2 separate regions of the Homo sapiens genome follow, and region 2 is linked to region 1. Evidence: chromatin contacts called from ENCODE Hi-C or POLR2A ChIA-PET data. All regions are on one chromosome and are shown on one strand. Each heading gives the region's core, a stretch centred on a gene start or an enhancer-like site at or near the end of the contact. The rest is flanking DNA. Distances are from core to core; before and after follow the strand shown.

Region 1 (2,700 bases), core at 1-2,500:
CCTGAGGTCGAGAGTTCAAGACCAACCAGCCTGACAAACGTGGAGAAACCCCATCTCTACTATAAATACAAAATTAGCCGGGGTGGTGGCACATGCCTGTAATCCCAGATACTCGGGAGGCTGAGGCAGAAGAATAGCTTGAACCCGGGAGGCGGAGGTTGCGGTGAGCCGAGATTGTGCCATTGCACTCCAGCCTGGGCAAAAAGAGTGAAACTCCATCTCAAAAAAAAAAAAAAAAAACAACTTTGTGCAAGGCAAGATATGAGTATCTTTCTGTGCATGTCCTGAGCCCTTGCCTGGTGCAAAGCCGCAGGGCAGATCCTGGGAGACCCCCCTATTCCCTCCCTTCTGGAAGTGTCTGGGTATTCTTAGGCCTCCCAGCCTTTGCCTCTGCTGTGCTCTCTGCCTGGGATGCCCACCTGGCTTGTCATCTCAAGTGCCACTTCTTGGAAGCTCCTCCTGTTAACCTCCCTCCCCCACCCAGGATGGAAGGAGAGGCCCCTCCCTTGCTCACCGCAGGATGGCACTCACTGCGCTGTGTCATTGTGGCATGATGTTCCACCGAATTGTTTACTCGCTGGCCTCCCCATTGGATGGAGGGCTACCAGAGGGCCACAGCCCAGAATTGCTGGCCTTTAGACCTCAGGGCATGCAGTCTGGAGTGCCAGAGTTGGTCAAATGAACAAATTTAGGATGAAGAAATAAGATAAGCAGGACTTGCCCTTGTGGTATCTGTAGTCCAGCTCCCTAGAGAGGCTCTTGGTTGCAGCTGAAAGGGCCTGTGCTGTGCATCTACAGAGAGTGTTTTGAGTCCTGCGAGAAGAAATACACCATATTTGCAAACCCTTTGAAGGTTCATATTTTGTGTTTTTTGCTCCCTGACCACCTCCCACCCCTCCCCACGCCCCACCAATCTTGGGCAAGAAGCGAGACCATTCTCCTTTTTCTCTGGTCACTCCTGTCCTTCAGGGGGCTCCCTCTGGCCCCGACTGTCCATTGCTGCTGAAGTAATGCTGTGGCCTTTCTCAGTTTGGGCCCCACCCAAAACCGAAGAACTTCTCCCCAGAAAGCTTCTACTTGGTTCTCAGTGTTTTCACAGTTATGGGAACCCAAGAACAGTGTCAGACCTAGGAGGTGCCCCACTACCACCCTGTCTTTATCAATGTTGTCACCAAAGCTGTCACAAACAATGGGGTGTGGGCTGTCACATGGCCCTGCCTAAGTAACCACATTCTCGCTTCCTCCTTCCACACACAGCCATTGGGGGTTGCTCGGATCCGGGACTGCCGCAGGGGGTGCCACAGCAGTGCCTGGCAGCGTGGGCTGGGACCTTGTCACTAAAGCAGAGAAGCCACTTCTTCTGGGCCCACGAGGCAGCTGTCCCATGCTCTGCTGAGCACGGTGGTAAGTGCTGGCTTGCAAAACCACAGGGAGTGGCTGGAGGTCCCCATGGGCCAAGGGCCTGCCTTATAGCTGCTGGCAGGCCCGGGTAGGACCGCCAGGCCCTTCTTGAGCTGCAGCACCTGGGGAGGGCAAACTGAGGCTCCTCCGACTCAAGACTAAAGTCTTCCTGGAGTCTGTGGCCTTATTCTGTGACTCTTCTGAATCCTGCTCCTGCCAACTTTTTTTTTCCTTCTTTTTTTGAGACAGGGTCTTACTCTGTCACCCAGGCTGGAGTGCAGTGGCACAATCATGGCTCACTGCAGCCTTAAACTCCTGGGCACAAGTGATCCTCCCACCTCAGCCTCCTGAGTAGCTGGGACTACAGGCGCACATCGCCGCATGCAGCTAATATTTTTACCTTTCCTAGAGATGGGGTCTCACTTTGATGCCGAGGCTGGTCTCAAACTCCTGGCCTCAAGCCTCTTGCGTTGGCCTCCCAAAGTGCTGAAATTACAGGTGTGACCCACCAGCCCCAGCCTCCCATTAACTTACTTCCCTCCCTGGCCAGTTTGCCTGCAGCGTCTGGCTTGGCGGCATTCTGATTTTGAAAATCAGAGAAACCATGAGTGTTTCCCTAGAAATGATCTTATCCTCTCCTTTCCTGGATGGGAAACTGAGGTCGGGAGAGGTGAAGGGATTTGTTTAGGGGCAGAGCTGAGATTAGGTCTGGAAGACTCCAGAAAGTAGGGGGAGTGCAGGATTTCTCTTGAAGCTGCATGTTATGGACGCATAAAAAAGTTCTTTTCAGAGAAAGATGCATTCTTCCCACTTTTTATAAGACTGAGGAAATGACACTTGTCTGTGGCAAACTATTAAAATATTAGAATTAAGATACTATTGTTAGCAAAAGGGAAAACAATAATAATAATAATAATTAGAATATTTGGCTGGGTGCAGTGGCTTACACCTGTAATCCCAGCCCTTTGGGAGGCCGAGGCAGGTGGTTGGCCTGAGCTCAGGAGTTCTAGACCAACCTGGGCAACATGGTGAAACCTCGTCTCTACCAAAAATACAAAAACTTAGCTAGGTGTAGTGGTGTATGCCTGTGGTCTCAGCTACTTGGGAGGCTGAGGTGGGAGGATCACTTGAACCTGGGAGGGGGAGGTCGCAGTAAGCCGAGATTGTGCCACTGCACTCCAACCCGGGTGGCAGAGTGAGACCCTGTCTCAAAAAAAAAAAAATTAGAATACTCTTATTAGTTTGTATTTGAGATACTTTCAGGACACTAAAAGGAAATGGTGGGGGCCAGTTGTGCCC
Region 2 (2,700 bases), core at 67-2,566, 4.2 Mb after region 1:
AGACATGGTGGTGAGCCATCTTCAACAAGTGGCATGCATACATGAGAAAAATATGTCCTGTGGCTTCTTCAAGCCATAGGAACACATTTGTCTTCTAGCAACAGGAGGTAAACAGAATCAAAAGTTCATGCGGCCATTTTCAGTCCAAATAGGTTTTCCTAGTGGCAAAAAACTTCCTAGCATACTACCTACTACCTAAGAGTGCAAGACTTTTTAAAATCTAATTATATATTTTTTACCTCTTGCCTCTCTTGGTTGTTATTCATCAGAAAAACAAGATCTGATGCCTGTCTTGGATAAGAGCATCTCCAGTTTTCTTTCTCTCACTCCCAACCTTACTCTCAAACTGGGCATGTGATCCCGGCCACACCAATGAGATTTGCTCACTCAACAGATTTTTACTGAACACTTGCTGTAGGACAGGCACCGTTCTAGGAGCTGGGGATGACAGTAAACAAAATATAAAAATCCCTGCCCTTAAGAACTTTACATTCCAGAACTTTTGTGGAAACTGCTGGAAAAAAGAAGTACTCTCTCTTTCTACTGGGACTGCTGAAAGGCTAGGATGGAGGCTGGAACCGCAGGCAGCCATCTTGCCACCATGAGGAGACAGACACAGCATGAACAATCACATGCTAGGGTGCTTGGTCTCTGCCACACTGAGTTTGGCTCAGTTCCCTGAGCCAAAAAAAAGGGGGGGCCCTTTTTTTTTGCTTAAACCAATTTGAGTTGGGTTGGGAAAGGAAGGAGTTGCATCCAATTTCTACCAATACGTTAAGAGTCCCTCAGAAAGATATCTGAGGCAAGTTTGGAAATGCCAAGTAAAGACAGGTGACTCTTTTGAAAACGGCTTTTCCTTGGACATGCCTTGGACATGCACTGTTTAAAGGCTCCTTCCATGTTGTCATTTCCAGTTTTAAAAACCTCCTTTTCAATAACCCCCTAGAATGAAGGCACCAGTTCACTGCCTCTCCCACTATGTGTTAAGAACCAAACCATGTCATCTCATCCCCCAAATGACCAGAGACTAGATGGTTCCAGTCACCTCCTGAAGCTCTTGAAATTGCCTGCCACTGCTGCTGATGGCCACAGGGAACACCACCTTTATTTCCCAAAAGGCTAAATCCCACCGGTTTTCCTCAAGGTAGTGACTGGGCCCCAACATTTCTGATAATTGCTTTCCTTCCCAGGCAAGCACCTCCATGCTCTGGGGCCCCGTGAATACTCAGCTGTTAACAGGAACAGCCTGAACTAGACTTACAGATAACCGAAGCTAACTGACCACATCCTACTTAACAGGAAACCTAATAGACAGCTATTTTAGACTTATTCTCACTTCCCCTCATCCGCTTCCATCTCGGCACTCTGCTGCTGGGAAGTCAGGGTGTACATAAAAGAGACTATGGGGAAGGGGTCAGTGGAGACTCCAGAATTCAGATATAAAAAGGCTTAGGGACGTGGACCTGGTGGAAGAGAGGTGCTGGCACTGCATTCACGTGGCAAACATCACATTTTTACTTACAGTGTATTTTGGGGTCTCTGGTATGGGCTAGTGGAAATCATTTTTTTAATGTTTAAGAAAAGAAAATAATAAAATTAAAATATACCCAGGCCTTCCTTCTGGAGATATAAGTAACAGAAATACTACACAGGAAGCTCCATCTGCCGTGTGTGTTTGTGTGTGTGTGTGTAACGATCAGCAATGTCTTTCACTTTTGCAAGAAGAAAGATACAGTTTGAGTTATGGGTTTGCTTTGGTTTTTCTCTCCCTGTCTCCCACCCCCACTTCCTGTTAGGGGGGTTGCTTCCCAAACTTGAGAGCCCCATCAACACACAGCTCCCTGGAGAGGCTTCATTCTCAGGGTGCTGCCAGCCATCACCCTTCTTAGAGTCATAGGAGACATGTGAAGAGCTCTTAGACCTTCTCACTAAATGAACTTCCTCATAACTGAATTCCTTTCTCCAATCAGTTGAGGACAATTGAGTGCACAATGCCTCCTAGAGCTATCATTGTGTCTTTCCAACTGCAGAGCAATTGTTCATTTTCCTTTCAGCTCAAGGATCGTTCCTTGTCTTAGTCCATTTGGACTGCTATATCAAAATATCCTGCACTAGGTGGCTTGTAAACTACAGAAATTTATTGCTCAAACAGTTCTGGAGGCTGGAAAGTCCAAGATCGAGGCACTGGCAGATTTGGTGTCTGGAAAGGTCCCACTTCCTGGTTCTCACTGTGTCCTCCCATGGCACAAGAGGTGAGGGTCTCTCTGGGGTCTCTTTTATAAGGGCACTAATCCCATTCATGAGGGCTCCCTCATGACCTAATCACGTCCCAAAGACCACCACCTTCTAAGAGCCTCATATTGGGGATTAGGTTTCAACACATGAATTAGGGAGAGACGCAGCATTCAGACAATAGGGTTTCTCCATATGTTTTTCCTCCTAAATCACAAAAAGAAATTTTTCTCGCAGATGCCAGCCCACGCTTTGCAGAGAGAAGTTCTTATTAGAGCACTTTGAGTCAGATGAGCCAGGGCATCCGAGCTCCACCAACTACTAGCTGGGTTACTTTAAGTTAATTACAAAACTTCTCTGAGTCCCACCTAAAAATGAGGATGAGGCCAGTTCTCCTCGCCAGGCTGTGGAGAAGACTAAATGATTTAACACCTGTAATGGGTACCTAGTGAGTAGCAGTGAAAATGT

The links. Hi-C counts contacts between places; a loop is a spot of excess contacts on that map. ChIA-PET counts read pairs that join two places held with the same protein, here RNA polymerase II (POLR2A). Pooled maps may share reads with other maps.
Region 2: a loop to region 1 is called in a pooled map, with 2.8 times the contacts of the local background. The contact joins the enhancer-like site here to the promoter of SELPLG in region 1. A Hi-C loop is called at or near these places in 1 of 50 pooled maps. POLR2A ChIA-PET finds 5 or more read pairs at or near these places in 2 of 52 experiments (OCI-LY7 and naive thymus-derived CD8-positive, alpha-beta T cell).

What each region holds. Positions count from the first base shown.
Region 1 is chr12:108,632,444-108,635,143 of GRCh38, reverse strand. SELPLG (selectin P ligand) reads left to right here and starts at 1,250. Exons shown (of 2, transcript NM_003006.4): 1 at 1,250-1,404. It overlaps LOC105369968 (a long non-coding RNA gene), which reads right to left. Exons shown (of 3, transcript XR_007063449.1): 2 at 1-813. RefSeq lists a silencer at 439-488 and an enhancer at 1,729-1,778.
Region 2 is chr12:104,477,172-104,479,871 of GRCh38, reverse strand. All of the region lies in intron 1 of CHST11 (carbohydrate sulfotransferase 11), which reads right to left. Among named protein-coding and RNA genes, the nearest start is that of CHST11, 22 kb to the right of the region's middle. RefSeq lists an enhancer at 1,102-1,151. Within about 2 kb of position 1,316, at least 10 of the 41 ENCODE cell types and tissues checked have a DNase peak (open chromatin) inside an H3K27ac peak, as active enhancers do; they include OCI-LY7, where a contact is called at or near this core.